Regions from separate parts of the Homo sapiens genome. Here region 2 is linked to region 1. A link is an interaction called in ENCODE POLR2A ChIA-PET data of the cell type or tissue named here. Cell type or tissue: MCF 10A. All regions are shown on one strand. Links, peaks and the distances in the headings refer to the core of each region. The heading gives the core; the rest is flanking DNA. Region 1 overlaps ARHGEF28 (Rho guanine nucleotide exchange factor 28). Region 2 overlaps ANKRA2 (ankyrin repeat family A member 2).

Region 1 (10,627 bases), core at 1,297-9,296:
ACCAACAATCTAACCAGTCCGTTGAAGTGTGTGGTGAAGCCGGCCAGGAATCAAGGGGCTCAGAGGCAAGATCAGGGGTGTGGGATACAGCAAAGCCCCTGGGTCCTCGGACAGCATCAAATGAAGTATACTGTTTGTTTCCACTCTCCATTTAACTGGAATGTCCTGAGTGCTGTTTGCCGGGACCTGGGCCAGGTCCTCTCGCATTCCTGATCTTCAGGATGCTCTCTTGACATTCTGATTGTTCTCCTCATTCAGCTTGTTCATTCATTGAGTCCTTCATTCTATCATTTGTTCTTTAGTTTCTTCCACCTTTGTGGATCTCCTACTTTTTGCTAAGCAAGGATACTCTGGAAGTCATGAAGGAGTTTTTGTCATCACGAGGGTCGGGGGACACCACTGGCATTTAGAATTGAGGCATCAGGGCTGCTGGATGTTCATCAAGATACAGAACAGCCCTATGCAACTAAGAGTCGTCCTGTACAGCTGTTTACAGTCCTGATGGTGATTCAGAGACGGCATGTGTGATTCTGCTTGTGGTGGAAGTTCATAAAAGAAGATATATTTTTTATAATACATTGTTCCTACTCTATTCCACAACATGCCACATGGAATCATTCTGATGCCCCACTTGTGCATAATACCTAGCTCATATGCAGGAACATCATCATTCCTCATTTTCCTCAACTTGACAGTTTATCTATGCATGCAATTCTTACTTCATTTGAGGTTACTTCTGCTTTTCCATATGCAAATTAATTTTGGTCTTTTAGTAAGTTATGGTAATAAACAGAAGTTTTCATTCTAGGAAGCATATTTTTGCATATTCCTGTATTTCTTGTCTGGAACAGATCCTGATTTTGTGTTTTCAAAACCCGGTGGTTGCAAAAATCTAACCACATTATTGCGTCTCCTAGGGTATTTAGGGTAAAGGTTTTATGCATTGAAATACATATTATCTTCTTATCAGTTACTCTCCATTTGCTTCATATTTTAGTTAGGATATTATATTGATTTTTATTTTTAATTAGACATGAAGATAAGGTTATATGTATCTAGGGGGTAGAGTTATGTGATCTACTAACTCAATTTCAAGATAGTGAAGGAAGCAACACAAAATACCTGTTAATGTAAAGGGCATAGGTCTGATAGGGTTGAGAACCACCAAGCTTGATGCTGGGGCTAGGGAGGAAAAATATGACAAGGCGCTTGTTCCTAAGCCACCAATGTTAATAGCTGGTCAATACTTTTGATTCTGCTTTTAACTGGCCTCACAGAAGAGTTGGATTCTAGGTATTTGTCAGATACTATGATCTTAAACTCTTTACCTGCATGTTTGTTAAAAAAAAAAAAAAAAGTAGTCTTGGCTGGGCACGGTGGCTCACACCTGTAATCCCAGCACTTTGGGAGGCCGAGGTGGGTGGATCACCTGAGGTCGGGGGTTCGAGACCAGCCTGACCAACATGGCGAAACCCCGTCTTTACTAAAAATACAAAAATTAGCCAGGTGTGGTGGTGTGCACCTGTAATGCCAGCTACTCGGGAGGCTGAGACAAGAGAATTGCTTGAACCTGGGAGGCGAGGTTGCAGTGAGCTGAGATTGCGCCACTGCATTCCAGCCTGGGTGACACAGTGAGACTCCATCTCAAAAAACAAAACAAAACAAAACAAAACAAGATTAAAAAAACTAGTGTTAGAGAAGGCATATTTCTGGTGAGTTGCTGAGTCTGTGTGGCCCATCCCGACTGCATATGTTCCTGGGTTAAGCCCGAGCAGCTGAGCCTCCTCCTCAGACTGCACCTTCTTGGAGCCCAAGGGAATTGCCTTTACTATTCTCCCCTGTGGGTGACACTCGCTACTGGCTGTGTTGACGGAGCCACTCTTTACCCTGCTGCCCAAGAAGGTGGTGGGCACTTTGTGCTTTCTCCTTGAAGACCTGTAGGAGAAAGCTCTTTCTGGTTTTGTATTGGGAACACAGCTTCACCTGAGTGCCTGGCTCAGCTCACTTTTACTGCTGTACCTGTAGCCGATCAAGTTTCTTACTTCTAGCTTTCTGATAAACTTGGAGCTAAGTTTCTGGGCACTTGATTACAAGGGCCTATGGCAATGCTGACTGCATTTTTTATATTACCTTGTTGCTTATTTAAGCCTCTGCCCTTACTTTTTCTTTTTTAAAATCAACTTCTGATTTTAAAAAATCCTCTTGCAAATTTTTCCTCTCTTGTATTCTACCTTCAAATTAATTTAGAACACTGAGGTCTAAAGGAGTATTTTAATTCCAAGTTGTTCTTAAGGGGCTTACAGTTTGAGGTTGGGGCAGAAAAACAAGCTCTCATGGCACAGTGTGATAATTGCTACAGGAGTTATTTGCAAGTAGCTCTGTGTATTAGCATGCTGTAGACTGTGACAGTGGAGCAGTCAGGGAAAGCTTCCTGGAAGAAGTGGCCCTGGAGCTGTGATCTAATGGAGGGAAGGGAATTCTACATGCAATACAAAGTCCTGAGCCAAATGACGTACTGGGGAAAATGCAGCTCATTTTGAAGCCCTGGAATATAGTGTGTGTGTGTGTGTGTGTGTGTGTGTGTGTGTGTGTGTATGTGTGTGTGTGCGCGCTTCTGTATGGTGGTGGCAGTGATGCCAAGAACATAGGCTTAAGAAGTAGGCAGATTGGCATGGCTGTACGTGAAGCAAGTTGTTAGAATTCTACCCTGACAGCTCTGTAAAGTTCACTTTGGTGGGAGTATGGGGAATGGATGGGAGAGGCCTAGTGGAAGATGGGGACCAGCCATGGGGCTGCTGAAAGCAACGCAGAAGAGAATCTGCCCTACAGCAGTGTGACAAGATGGGAGAGTTGAGGACACATGAGTGAGGTCCTGAAAGTGTAGGATCTGATTGGCTGTCAGTGGTAAGGGAGAAGGACGGTGTCTCCATTCCTGGGGTGTAGCACTGGGTGGGATGGGCCTTCCAGGAAGCAGAATTGTGACAAAATATACGTTCAGTTTTAGACAAGTTGAATTTGACAGGTGTTTGGGGCAGCCAAGTTAATATACGTGGCTGCCAGTTTGACTGAAATTAACCAATAAGCACAAGAATTTGGACAGAAATCCAAGCCCTCTGACTCCAAATAATTAATGGGTATACTTTAGAGCCCTTGAATCTAGACAATGCTTTTGTATTTGTCTACCCTTGAAAGAGTACTAGAAACTGTATGCATATTCCAGCAGAGGGCAATATTCAACTAAAGTGGAAACATTCAATTAGTTTTTGTCCATTCATGAGTCTGGAGGAGACTCAACTGAAAGAACAAAACATTTTGAGCATAAGAGCTTCCTCTTAAAAAAAAAAAACCAAACAAACCCTAAAGCAAACTTCCTCTTTAAAATCTATTAGAAGATTCTTAGTAGATTATGCTTTTCTGTCCCCTCTGGGACAATGTGTAGTAGGGGGGAAACTCTAAGCTTATATCTGTAGCTGCTATTAATTAAAAGACTATAATAATTCTAGCCTGGACATTAACTTTGCTGTCTCTGTGAGTGTGATAAATGGTTTTATTATTGCCTACGATCCAGTTATGTTTCTATAGTTTTATGATTCTAGTTGTACTCCCAGAATAATGGCACATTATTTCAAATGAATGGCCAAAAAGTCTTCTTATTTTAATATGCTCCTATTAATAAGCTAATTATTAGTATTAATAAAAAACCTGGCTCCATATTTTCCCCTTGCCTTCTTATCCTTGTTTGATCTCTCTGTCCTAGGATTTCCTAAAGAGCATTGTACAGAACACTGATCTTGGAAGCTATTTTGAAAAATAAGGATTCTTTGGCCAAATAAGTAGAAAATGCTGTACAGTAGTTCCCTCTTATCTTTGGGGGATAAGTTCCAAGATCTCTAGTGGATACCTGCAACCCTGGATAACACTGAACCTTATATATACTATGTTTTTTTCTATACATACACACCTATGATAAAGTTTAATTTATAAATTAGGCATAGTAAAGGTTAACAATGATAATTAATAATAAAGTAGAACAATTATAACAATATGCAAGTATCACTACTCTTGTGCTTTGGGGTCATTAGTAAGTAAAATAAGGTTACTTGGACATAAGCACTGCCATACTGAAACCGTTGATCTGATAACTAAGAGCTACTGAGAGACTAATGGGCAGGTAGCATAGGCAGCATAAGGACACTGGACAATGAAATAATTCACTTTCCTGGTGGGAAGGAGTGAGATATCATGAGATTTCATCATACTACTCAAGAATGGTCTGCAATTTAAAAAAATGTAGGAATTATTTCTGGAATTTTCTATTTAGTATTTTTGGACCGAAGTCAACGGCAGGTAATCAAAACCATAGAACATGAAATCCCTGATGGCAGGGGCTACTGTATATGAAACTCCCACTTTTGAGATTTGGAATGCATTTAATGTTTTGTGGGCTCTAGTAAGTCAAGAAACCTATATAATCTTGTTTAACTTAGCAGTTCTCTAAATTAATGGATCACACGAGAGTCCTTTTTTCGCAGTTCTCAACCTCTCATAGAAACCGTCTGTGAAAGGTACTTTGAAAATGTTGTTCTTCCTCAACTCTGTGGCACCTCCCTCTCTGGATCTTATGTCCTCCATTTTCACTATCACCTGGGTTCCCGCCATCTGTTAGTCCAGTAATGCGCACACCAGAGAAGTGCAAGAAAGAATTTTTCAAACTGTTCACAGTGATCTTGAATATTCCAGATCATTCATGCCTCCCTCGACATCCCACTTCAATTCTTGATATCACATGGGAGGCTATTGCCTGCCTGGCATCTACTGGGCTATAACGCAACCTGAGAACAACTACAGTACCATTTGCCACTGTATGAATCCGCTTAAAAAATTATTTTGTAGTTCAAAAACGCTCTGCATTTGCTAACTGTCTTAACTTGGTGTCACTCATTTGTTACTTTGTTGGCTTCTCCCCATAAATTATCTTCCACATTTTCATTGACAAGGAAATAGGGATTGGAACATGTGTTACAATCACCAAGAAGAGAGGGCAAAATCATTTCCTTCAGGGTGGAGGCAGCCGCTCTCACCGGCTCAAAGTGGCTTCCCCTTTGTGATTCTGTGTGGGAGGCAGAAGAGGCTGTTGGTCCAAATGCAAGATTCAGGCTGGACAGGTGGACACGTGTCCTTAGGCCCATTTCCATATCCATCCATTCAGTAAATATGTATTGACTGCCCATCACTTTATACCAGCCACTGTTCTTGGCAGTAACCAAAAAAAAAAAAAAAAAAAAGGCAAAGAGAAAAAACCTTGCCCTCAAGTAGTTTGCTTGCATTTAATTTCACTCAAGCATTTGTTAGCACCTGCTACGTGCCAGGCATTGTTCTAGGCACTGGTCACAACCTGAGTTAAGTCTATACACTCATGGAGCACTCATACCTATGGTCATCGGGAGGGGCATTTCTGGGAGTCAGGAGTCAATCCTACGCACTTTATGCATGAGAAAGTGGCAGCACAGAAAAGTTATGTAACTTACCTGAGGTGACACTGGCCCAAGCCGTCAGAACTCAGGTGATCAGTCCACTCCCTTACCGACCACACTATAGACTCCCACTACCCCTATAGAGCAGAGGACTGATCTATTTAGCGTCTGGACTGCTCGTCTAGAGTTCTCTCAGCATTTGGGGGATAGAAAAAGCGCAAACATTGGAAACATTGCCTTGAAATGAGCTCTATTCCAAATGGTTCATCTCTCTCAAGTCCTTATGACCCGCAGGCACAGACATGTCTCGATGACACATGCCAGTAATAAGCTGACTTTGCTAAAATCCTCAGCTCTGCCGTGAACTGGCTTTTGAGCATAATGCAAGTGATTAGGCTGTTTGCTTTTGTGGAAAATGATGGGGTGGGGTGGAGGTGGCGGTGTCATTTAATACTTACTTCAGTGGGAAAATACAGATAAAGCACCTTGCCCAGTATTGAACATAGTGGATGTTTACTGAATGATGTCTAATCATGAGTGCAAGTTATATAACACACGCCTATGGTGGATTCAATGGTAAAGATACGTGTTTTGAGATACCAGGACCCAGCCATTCGTGTCGTGGTGACTAGAAGTGAGCAGATTTTTGCTTGAACATTCTGTAGACAAGGGTGCAGCACTTCCCTCTGTGATTTGGTTTGTGAAATGTAGAGAGAGTTGTGTGGTGGATTTTCCTTATTTGAATATCTCCTGTGAGATATTACTGGGAAAACAATAGGGCTCTTATCCACACAAAGTGTTGTTTCCAAGATTTTTCATTTGAGACACTCTAGCTCAAGGGCTTTTTAGGAGAACTGTTGCAGATGGTTTAGATATCAAGATATAGGTCCTTTAAGCCAGGACAGCTGGGACCTGGGTGTTGGGGACTTAAGACAGCAGTACTAGGCAGGCCGTTCTGCAGAGCTGATCATTCACTTGCATACACAGCTCTACCTTGACTCTCATGTGAAATATCTGGTCAAGCACTTGAAAATATTGTTTTCCTAGAAGTAGGGTATTTTTGGCATTTTCAACAAAAATCATACGCAGCCCTAGGAAATGATTTGTAACTGTTGCTTTCATTTAGTATTATTATCATTATTATTAAGTTCTGGGATACATGTGCAGAACGTGCAGGTTTGTTACATAGGTATACACGTGCCATGGTGGTTTGCTGCACCCCTCAACCCGTCATCTACATTAGGTATTTCTTCTAATGCTATCCATCCCCTACCCCCTACCCTCTGACAGACCCTGGTGTGTAACGTTCCCCTCCCTGTGTCCACTTTATTCAACTCCCACTTACGAGTGAGAACTTGTGGTGTTTGGTTTTCTGTTCCTGTGTTAGTTTGCTGAGAATGATGGTTTCCAGCTTCATCCATGTCCCTGCAAAGGACATGAACTCATACTCTTTTTTATGGCTGCATTTTACAGAGCAATTCAGCCTTTTCTGTATTTCCTTTAGTGACTGACTTTGCCAGTCCTCTTTCTTCTCCTTGTCACAGGAAAGAACAGTCTCCATCATTAAAGGGACCATGATATGGATAGGATATCATGATGATATGATACTCATTTTGTATATTATTATAAAAAATCAGTATTTTCTCACACAGAAATAAAAATTCTCCTCACCACTTAGTTTATCAAAGGATTAAAGAATCATAGTTTGACTTGGAAAGAACTTTAGAGATCATCTGGTTAAACCCACTGTATGTTTGAGCTCAAAACTCAGAGGTTCCCCAGAGCTCACCTAGATGCAACACATTTGGCTCATATCTGAGATACTTTATTCTAGCTGAGTCAGATAAGCAGCCTAGAGAGAAAAAAAAGTATTAAACTCAACTAAGTATTCTAATAGAATTGCAGTGATCTTTACTTGAAAATATAGCTAAAGGTTAGTTTCTTTCTTGAGTTAAAGTAGAATCTAAGTTTGGTAAAAATGGAATTTTGTTTATGTCTTTGAAAGATGACTTGCTTAATTTTATTCAAGCCATTGATTAACTTAGGAAAATTATGCCCTGGCTTCAATTTAAAAATGCAGTTAACCCTTGAAAAACTCAGATTAGGGGCACCAATCCCCTGCACAGTCAAAAATTCATGTGTAACTTTGACACTCCTCAAGCTTAACTACTCATAGCCCACTGATGACCAGAAGCCTTGTCAATAACATAAACCATTGATTAATATATATTTTGTATGTTACATGTATTATATACTATATTCGTATAATAAGGTAAGCTAGAGAAAAAAATGTTCTTAATAAAATCATAAGGAAGATAAAATACATTTACCATTTATTAAGTGGAACTGGACCACCACAAAGGTCTTCATCCTTGTTGTCTTCACATTGAGTAGGCTGAGGAGCAGGAGGATTAGGAAAGGGTGGTTTGTCTGCGTGTTTTATCAAATTGTCAAAAAATCTCCAAAAAAATTACCAATATATTTATTGGAAATAATCCATATAAAAGTGGACTCATGCAGTTCAAACCCGTCTTGTTTAAGGATCAACTGTATAATGATTTAGAGCTTCTGTGTAATTGATAATTGCAACCAAATTTTGGGGCTGAGGATACTTTCTCTCCATAATTGAATTCTTTGCTTTAGAGATTTCTATGGTGGGCAGGGGTGGGGGTTCAGGAGATGTAAAAATCTGTATCATAAAAATTTATCAAACATGGAGTTATATGATTCAACAATTATACTCCTAGGCATATACTTAAGAGTAATGAAAACATGTATCTACACAAAAACTTTTACTTGAAAGAATGTTCATTGCAGCATTATTAATAATAGACAAAAAGTGGAAACAACTCAGATATCCATCAGCTGAGGAATAGATAAACAAAACAAAGTAGATACCTCCTATCTATCTATCTACCTATCTATCTAATGGAATACTATTTGGCAGTAAAGAGGAATGAAGTACTAATACATGCTACGGCATGGGTGAATCTTGAAAACATTATGCTACATGAATCCAGTTTCAAAAGACTACATATTGTGCAATTCAATTTATATGAAATATCCAGAATAGGCAATTCTGTTGAGACTGAAAATAGATTAGTGGTTGCCTTGGGCTGGGGTGTGGAAGGAGGATGGTGAGGTGGTTGGGGAGAAATGTGGAGCGATTGCTAATGCGTGTGGGGTTTTCTCATTGGAGTGATGAAAATATCCTAAAATTGATTATGGTGATGGTTGCAGAACTCAATATACTAAAACCCATTGAAGTGTATACTCTAAATGGGTGAATTGTATAGTATATGAATTATACCTTAATAAAGCTGTCATAAAAACATATATGGGGGAGTATATACCAACATTTAATGGTAGTTATATTGATTTTTTTGTTTAGTTTTTTTTCCAAGTTTTTATTTATTTTATTTATTTTTTTGATACAAAAGACTTTATTGCAGCATGGGCTTCATGTTCACATTGGTTCTCCTTGCCCAGCAAGTCCCCCAGGAGCCTTGTGAGCAGCTCAGATAGATGCTGCACACACACTCAGTTTGTGTCACAGCTGAGGAACCCCAAACTAAGAAATCCCAAATCTTATAAGGAGACTGCTAGCAAGCCTGCCCAACCCTTGCACTGGAAGAGGCTGTTATCTTTACTACCCTGGTCTGAAAACAAATCTGCCTTCATCCCCAGGGGAAACACTATTTCTCGGTTTCAAGACTGTTGGCCACAAAACCATCCTTCAAAAGATAATCCGGTAGAAAAGTTTTCACAGTAAGAGTAGGCACACCATGGAGAATGGCCTGCAGCAGTCTGGTGTTGCAAGAGGGCTACTGTGGCTCCAAAATCATTTCTTCATTGAACTCTATTCAGACAAAAAGAGCAATGGAAAAAGATCCTTTTGCCCTGCAACTTTTTTTTTTTCTATTAGTGATAGAAGCCTTTTTTGGAGAGGTGCCAGGAAAGTTTCTATTAAGACTCTGGCCAGAATTGGATCATATGTTAACCTCCAGACAAAAAAAACTGTGTAAGAGGAGGGACTTCTCCACTGTCTTAAATAATTACTTTTGTCTTTAAAAAAAGAAACACAAGTAATTTAAATGAAAAAAAACCTGTATTTTAAAGAAGATGTCTTAAATTCTTTCTGAAACAATATAGAATAGAAATATAAAAATGATATGCCAAGGAGCACATTTTGGAGTTGCTTGAGGCCAAGGATTTCTTCCATCTTGGTTTCTTCTCCCCAGCTGCTGCTCAGTAGGGACCAGTGGAGCTTGTTGAATTGAGTGGAATGTTGGGCTCTCACTCACTGATAAGTCTCATTTTGATATTTCTGTAAATAAGTGCCTCATTGTTGCTCCCAGTCCATATTTATACCGAGCAGGCAAAATGAAAGTTCTTATTAGTAGTCCCACTTTTAGGAAAAAAAAAAAAAAAGGAATAACTGGGATATTGAAACAAACTTTCAAAGTGTGACAACAGTCTCTGAATTAAGAGTGGCAAGTAGTCTCTCAAGTGCCTTTGCCATTTTAATTCTCTGGCCATTGTGAATTGAATTTGTACACTAGGATAAAACATTGTAGCAACACATGCAGGTGCAGTAGTTAGTAGTGAAACAGCAATACTTACTAAGTGGAGAGGAAAAGGGTTGGCTTTTGGACTTACAGAGCTGGAAGGGTGGGAGGAAGTAAGGAGAAAAGGATTCATCTGTCTATGAATCTGGCAGTTCAGAAGTTGTGATAAAATAGCGCCAGTATTGGAAGTGTTTCAATTAGTTAATTCTAAAAAGTAAACAACTTTTCCTTCTCTGTCCTGATCCACAGCTTGTCTAACCATCCACCACATCTTGTCAGCTATGTATATTTTGGGCCACCAGATGTAGGTGGAGATGAGAAGCATTTATTCAGCACCTGTTAAGTGCAAAGCACCCAGCTTGGTGCTGGGGATACAAGGGTTGAGCGGAAATCGATCTGGTCCCAGCTCTCCCAGAATTTACAGCCTATTGAGAAAAAAAGATTCATTCAAAGACTATGAACTACCCACCATGTATGCCAGAGAGGCACAGAGGCTGCTATGAACACTACCATCAGGGTGTTTTTCTGACATTTGTGGGGGCAGGCAGAGCAAACTGAGAGCATGATCCTGGTTTTCCACCTGTG
Region 2 (8,000 bases), core at 1-8,000, 230 kb before region 1:
TGAATTCATTTTCTTTTCTTCTTTTTTTTTTTTGACAGAGCCTTGCTCTGTCACCCAGGCTGGAATGCAGAGGCGCAGTCTCGGCTCATTGCAACCTCTGCCCCTGGGGTTCAAGCGATTCTCCTGCCTTAGCATCCTGAGTAGCTCGGATTACAGGCGCCCACCTGCCTGGCTAATTTTTGTATTTTCTGTAGAGACGGGGTTTCGCCATGTTGGCCAGGCTGGTTTGAACTCCTGATCTCAAGTGATCCACCCACCTCGGCCTCCCAAAGTGCTGGGATTACAGGCTTGAGCCACTGTGCCTGGCCACATAGTGGATTCACATGTGACCCCCCAAATGAAAGCAACAAGGATAAAAGGTCCAATTGCAGGTGTGGTATGTGATGGAGCTGCTTCTCACATGGGCAACTTTTGGTGGCAGGTGCTCTAAGGGTGAAGAGCAGCAAGATTCATGTATTTAACAATAGTTAATGATTCTCCTGAGTAGTACCAGGGGAGGCCAGGTCGAAAAAATAAAATCAAGTCCTCACATGGCATTTTCTAAATTTTTATCTGCTTACCTAAGAGCATCTTTACACATTTCACATGATTTCCATGTACAGCATAAAGCAGAGGTGTTCCTCCATTCTGCAAAATGAAAAGGTGATTCAGAGTTTTTCACGGTGAGCAAGACTCAAGTAATTTAATGCTGCTGTAAGAAGTTTTACTAGAATTAGACATATAATCATTTAAAGTAATTTTAATATTTTGTGAAGGATACTTAAATCAGAACTAATAATTGAGTCTATGATATTAACTTTTTCTTCTATGTAGCTAATTAATTATTCTTCTTTATTTATTCTTTTATTTATTTTTTAGAAACAGGGTCTCACTCTGTCACCCAGGCTGGAGTACAGTGGTGCAATCACAGCTCACTGCAGCCTCAAACTTCTGGGCTCAAGCTATCCTCCCGCTTCAGCCTCCCAAGTGGCTGGGACTACAGGTGTACACCACGATGCTCAGTCTATTTCTTCTTTAATAAAACTTACTGCATCTCTCCCAAACCAAATAAATTCTAAAACTTGCTAGAGTCATTTTAAATTTAGTATTACAAACTTACCCAATCATATTCATTTACATCAACTCCACAATCAAGCAGCATTTTGACAATATCTGTGTAGCCTTTACTACAGGCCAACGACAGTGCACTTTCTCGACCTTTTCCTAAAAGTTGGGGATCAGCACCCTGGTATGGGAAGTAGAGATAAAAGACTTCTCAATTAGTTTAAACAAGAATATTGTTATTCCTGTCAACAATAATTATAGTTCAACACTAGGCCTGGTAATGTTCTGGGCTTAATAAAGAAATAATGGAAACTTTTACTCATGGATGCTTTTATTGAGATTGCCTGGATGCCTTCCTTCCTCCGTCCTGTATCAATCCTAATTATCCTTTCACTCTGGAGTCAAGTCACAGCTCCTCCATGAAGCCTTCTCCTTCAAAGCTGACAGTACTTCTGTTCCCGTGGGATGTAGAGGGGTCTGGGCGTTAAATTATTTCTCACTGTTGCATGTATGATTAGTCTTGCCTTCCCAACTAGATCCAAGTTCCACAAGAATATGAAAAGCATTAAACTTTTTTTGGTAGCCTCTACCATTATATCTAGCTGGCTGGATATATAAAAACTCTACTAAAGACTTAACTTAAGTAACTATACATATACATTTTCTGAGGCATTTTCCTTACATTCTGAAGTAGGAACTCTACCACAGCTATTTGCCCGTGTGCTGCAGCCCACATCAGAGGAGTAAATCCTTCTTCATCCGTGTGATTGATAACATTTTCTATTTAAAAGAAAAGCAATTTTTGTGATCTAATTTAACAACCATATCTTAATATCACTATGAAAAACTGGCATTCCAAAGAGCTGATTATAATACTCAGTAAAGTTCACTTTGTGCTGACTTTATGTTGGTGTCCTATTTATTGCATGTTGTTGTAATTTGTAGTCTGAGTGTATTAAAATATGCCTCAATGTACATAGCCGGGTTCAGATAGCATATTACTTAAAGTATAAACTACCAGACATGACATAATGTCGGGTACAAGGCAGTCAAGAGAACACTGGTCTCAGAATCAGGAGACCACAGTTTGAATCCTGGCTCTGTCACTTTCCAGCCATGTGACCCTGGGCAAGACACTTAATTTCTTCAATATACAGAATTCCTTGCTTACATCAACGTACAGTTGGGAGGATCATAATAAAAGTGAGATTATATGATAGCCCTCAGAATTACAGAAATATATAAACTTATTGAATCTTATTGAAGCTATCTTCTACTCCATAGCTAACATTGCTGCCTGTGAATTTCTCTCATTCTTGTGGTTTGCTAACATAATGTTATGTGGATGACAGATAATATAATGTGAATGAATAGTCTGAAATACAGTACCATGCAATTCTACCTTGAACCCCATTTTCTTCCCTAGATTGTCTACTAGTTATTAAGTCCACAGCCTTTTCCCTAAATTTATTTAGTAGATTGAAGAAGCCTCCAAATATTCATAAACAAACAGAAATATAAGATTCTTTCTTATAAAAATGACAAGATTAAGCAAAATAAAACTCTTTGATCAGACTCCCTGTATTCAATAAACAGTTTTGGGACAACTGGCTAACTTTTTAAAGCATGAAAATAAAAATACAGCTCAATCTTTACTTCATTACAACAAAACATATTCCATATGAGTTAAATATTGAAATGTAAAAAGGAAAGCCCAGAAGTTCTAGAATAAGGAATGAGTGAATTTATTTATAATCTTGAAATGGGAAATCCTTTCTAAGCAAGATATACAATCCAGAAGTCACAAAGAAGAAAATAAATTTATGACTTACAGATGTTATGCTTTCAGAACTTCATAAAGGAAGTCAAAGGAAAAATGACAAGCTGGGGAACAATATATGCAACATAAACAACAACAAGAAAAAAAGCTAATTTCCTTAATTTAGAGTTTACATACTAATATATAGCAGGTAGGTCACACGCAAAAAATTCCAGTAGACCATAACTTAAAAAATGTAAATGAAACTACTCTGAGATGCCATTTTTCACACGTCAGATTAGCAAAATTTGGAATCTGCTAATATCCTGTATCAGTGAGGGCGTGGGGAAACAGAAACTCTAGCTCTTGTGTGAGGACACACATCTGGTTATATATATAAAATATATATTTACATATATAAAAAAATACATATATATATATATACACCCTTTGACCCAGCAAATCTACTTGTGGGAATCTGCCCTATAGATATACTTTTAAGTTTTAAGTTTAAACTTAAAACTTAAGGGGGGCAGTTAAAAAAAAAAATAACATAGAACACGTACATGCAATACAATGCACACTTATGGAACTATGAAAAGAATAAAATAGGTCTTTAATACGTGCTTATATGGAAAGCTCTCCACAGTATTCAGTGTAAAACGGTGCAATGTAGTGTATATTTTCCCTTTTGTGTAAATAACAAGCACATATACATTCTCACACATAATCCGAAACATAAATAGAAATGTTTTCAAAAAAATTTACTGAAAATGTAAGAAACTTATAACGTTTGCTTTTGGGGAAAAGGCAACGGTGGTAAAGGAACTTTTACGCTTTATATTCCTTTTTTTTTTTTTTTTTTTTTTACTATCCATTGGGTTATCTGCCTGGTGAGTTTATGTAACTATTTGTTTTTGTCTTTAGGACTTTCTTATATTAAAATAAAACAATAACAAATCTAATAAATCCTATTGAATTTGTTTAAATATTTTTAAATAGGCTATTACCTTGTTCGATACGAGTAGCCAGATAGAGCATCTCTCCCTGAGCAGCCAACTGGTGAACAGACAAAGCTGAAAGAGTATCATAAAATGCTTCATGAATTATCTATAGGGTACACTTGCATCATCCCATGGTTCATGTTTGTGTCACCAATTTTCTTTTCCAAAACAAAAACTACAATTTTATTGTTTTAAAAATATAACTTAAAATGTATCCTAAAATTAAGGCTGGGCGCAGTGGCTCATGCCCGTAATCCCAGCACTTTGGGAGGCAGAGGCAGGTGGATCACTTGAGGTCAGGAGTTCGAGACCAGCCTGGCCAACGTGGCAAAACCCTGTCTCTACAAAAAATACAAAAATTAGCTGGGCATGGTGGCATGTGCCTGTAATCCCAGCTACTTGGGAGGCTGAGGCTGGGGAATCACTTGAATCAGGGAGGCAGAGGTTGCAGTGAACTGAGATTGTGCCACTGCACTCCAGTCTGGGTGACAGAAAAAAAAAAAGTACCCTAAAATTACAAGTACTCATTCTGTATCTGAGAATTGATTCATATTTATTTAAGGTAATTCTGATATCTACAATTTTATTTTTATGAGACAGGGTTTCGTCATGTTGTTCTGGCTGGCCTTGAACTCCAGGGCTCAAGCAGATCCTCCCACCTTGACCTCCCACAGTGCTGGGATTACAGGCATGAGCCACCATGCCTCAGCCTTTTTTAAAAATCTACAAATTGGTATTATCAATGAAATCTATTCTGAAGAAACGGCTTAGATATTTAATTTTTAAAATGCTATTTCTGCATCCAAACTTATCAGGAAGATGGGTCTTAAGACATGAAGACACTCTTTTGTCTTTTTATTGACTGACCCCATTGTGGTCTTAAATATTTTTATTTCGAGATTCTATGGGGTTTTCTTTTTACAAGGAATGAAGTCACAAATGAAAAACTGGCCTTGAGAGTAAATTTATTTATTTATTTATTTTGAGACAGGGTCTCGCTTTATCACCCAGGCTTGAGTGCAGTGGTGTGATCTCAGCTCACTGCAGCCTCAACCTTCTGGGCTCAAGTGATCCTCCTGCCTCAGTGCCCCAAATAGCTGGAACTATACAGGTGGGTGCCACCACATCCAGATAATTTTCATATTTTTTGTAGAGACAGGGTTTTGCCATGTTGCCCAGGTCTTCAACTCCTGAGCTCAAGTGATCCGCCAGCCTCAGCCTCCCAAAGTGCTAGGATTATAGGCATGAGCCACTGCGCCTGGCCTGAGAATAAATTCTTGAGTGTAGGCCTAGCTGTGGCTAATTAGCTGTGTGATGTTGGATAAGTTTAAACATTTTTGTCTGTAACATGAGATGTAAATCAAATGATCTTAGGTGTTTGTTTTTAGCTCAAAAATTCTATGGTGGATTATTTTAAGACAACTTCTTTAAAGACAATGCCAAATAGGGAGAGTTCTCCTTAAAAATTAGTAGCATTTGATCATTGACTTCAATGATACGATTGGATGGCCTTACTACAGAAGGAAAAGCAATTGGTGTCCTATGCAAATTTATATAAGTAAACCAGAAATGGCCTACAGGTGGGATGAGAGTCCTACAGGAAGATTCTTCCTAGCTCAGTTGGTACAGTATGTGACTCAGAAATCAGGAGGGATTTAGTGTTTCCAAAGAAAAAACAGATTTTGTCATGCTTTAGAATATAGATATATTTATCTTACATTCTCAAATACAGTGACTAACAGAAATACAGTTAAATACTAACACAAATACAGTTGCTGTTTTTCTTTTTTTTAACATACTTATACTATATAGAATATTTTTGTATTTTAAATAGAAAAACTTCCTCTACAATGATTCTACTTTAAAAAAATTGTGGATTCAAGGTGTTAAAATAGGTGATTTCATATTCATATTATATTCAAATTCAAAATTACAGTGCAAATCACTCAGCTTTTACTACAAAATCATTTATTGATCAGTGATCTGGTTTATAAGTAAAATGTGAAGCCTTGAACTCTAAGAAGATGAAAATACAGTGTCTTAATTTCAAAGGGCTCAGAATTATTATTTTTAATCTCTATTTATTATTTATTAACTCACTATTTTTACAGTAAAACTTTTAAGTTTTCATAATTAATATTTTAATCTGTATTTGCTCTCAACAGAGAAATATAACACATGAACTATTTATTTATTATTGATTGATTGGAATCATGGTCTCACTCTGTTGCTCAGGCTGGGGTACAGTGGCATGATCACAGCTCACTGCAGCCTTGACCTCCTGGGCTCAAGTGATCCTCCTGCCTTAGCTTCTTGAGTATGTGGGACTACAGGTGTTTGCCACCACACCTAGCTAATTAAAAAAAATTTTTTTTGGTAGAGATGGGATCTTGTTATGTTGCTCAGGCTGGTCTTGAACTCCTGAACTCAAGTAATCCTCCTACCTCAGCATCCCAAAGTGCTGGGATTACAGGTGTGACACGCCGTGTCTAGCCCCACATGAAATATTTAAAAATGCAAGAATATATGAAAAAGTTTACAACTGCTAAAACTACTAGGACATCACTTAAGCTTTCAAAAAAGTTACGTATAATGCATTTATTTATTTTTAATTGACAAATAATAATTGTGTATATCTATGGAGTACAAAGGGGTATTTTAATATATGTTTACATTATGGAATGATTAAAGCCAATTCACAAATCTATCACCTCACATACTTATTTTTTCGTGGTGTAAACATTTAAAATTTACTCTTTTAGCAATTTTGAAAAATACAATGCATTATTATTTTTTATTTTTATTTTTTTGAGACAGGGTCTCACTCTGTCACCCAGGCTGGAGTGCAATGGTGCTATTTCAGCTCATTGCAACCTGCTCCTCCCAGATTCAAGTGATCCTCTCACCTCAGCCTCCCAAGTAGTTGGGAACACAGGCATGCACCACCACGCCTGGCTATTTTTTGAAATTTTTTTATTTTTTATTTTTTGCATTTTTAGTAGAGACAGGGTCTTGCTATGTTGCCCTGGCCAGTCTCGAATTCCTGAGCTCAAGTGACACACCAGCCTCGGACTCCCAAAGTGTTGGGATTACAGGTGTGAGCCACCATGCCCAGCCTTCAGTGCATTATATTTATTATAGTCACCATTGTGTACAACAGGTCATTAAGTAGTCCTCCTGTCTAGCTAAAACTTTGTATCCTTTGATCAGTATCTCTACCTTTTCAGCATCTACTCCCCTCTCCCAGCCTCTGGTAAACACCAGTCCACTGTGTACTTCCACTGAGTTCTACTTTTACAGATGTCTCATATAGTGAGATCGTGTGGTATTTGTCTTTCTATGCCTGACTTATTTCACTTAGCATAATGTCCTGCAGGTTCATCCATGTGTCACCAAGTGACAGAATTTCCTTCTTTTTTAAGGTTGAATAGTATTCCATTGTGTAGTATAACACATTTTCTTTATCCAGAAAATATGCATTTAATGAAATAATGTTTTAAAGTCAAACTCTTGAAAGTATTACATTAAGAATATAGTAATACATCAGTGGCAAATACTTACAATTTGCTAACAGAGGTGTGGTAGAGACCTCATTTCCTCTGTGTTTGTTGGTTAAAGTGGTTGACTGTTTTATGGGTGAGAAATGCTTTGTTGTAGAGGGGGTGTAGACATGCCTTACTTGAATTCCCGGAGAAGGAGATGTATGGATATTGCATTCAGCTAAGTGAAAAACAAATGTAAACACATTAAAAGCATTTCAGTAAGAGTTCTATGTCAATGTCTACATTTGAAAAGAAATACATGAGGTGTAATAGCTTCAATTAAACTATTTATCAAGTGATACTAAATTGTTTTTATCATTAAAGTCCATACTTCCTTGTTTGCATAATGGTTAGTCAAAAAAAAAAAAAGTCTAGGCTGGGCATGGTGCTCACGCCTGTAACCCCAGCACTTTGGGAGGCCAAGGCAGGTGGATCACCTGAGGTCAGGAGTTCAAGACCAGCCTGGCCAACATGGTGAAACCCCATCTCTACTAAAAATACAAAAAATTAGCCGGGCTTGGTGGCAAACGCCTGTAATCCCAGCTACTCGGGAGGCTGAGGCAGGAGAATTGCTTGAACCCAGAAGGCGGAGGTTGCAGTGAGCCAAGATCTCGCCACTGCACTCCAGCCTGGGTGACAGAGAGAGGCTCT

What was found. Peaks named below come from ENCODE experiments on the same cell type or tissue, not always from the same donor. Only the 100,000 strongest peaks of a DNase experiment are listed, where the experiment ranks them.
Region 2: POLR2A ChIA-PET joins it to region 1 with 5 read pairs; 4 of 35 experiments call an interaction of 5 or more read pairs at or near these places.

The regions. Positions count from the first base shown.
Region 1 is chr5:73,780,792-73,791,418 of GRCh38, forward strand. All of the region lies in intron 7 of ARHGEF28 (Rho guanine nucleotide exchange factor 28), which reads left to right. Among named protein-coding and RNA genes, the nearest start is that of ARHGEF28, 160 kb to the left of the region's middle. In MCF 10A, for the core only: a CTCF peak has its summit at 3,252 (motif pointing right); a DNase peak (open chromatin) is centred at 5,780.
Region 2 is chr5:73,553,762-73,561,761 of GRCh38, forward strand. ANKRA2 (ankyrin repeat family A member 2) reads right to left here. Exons shown (of 9, transcript NM_023039.5): 3 at 7,369-7,527; 4 at 3,814-3,879; 5 at 1,727-1,824; 6 at 1,100-1,225; 7 at 561-627. Among named protein-coding and RNA genes, the nearest start is that of ANKRA2, 7.9 kb to the right of the region's middle. In MCF 10A, for the core only: no CTCF peak of the experiment used is centred there; no DNase peak of the experiment used is centred there.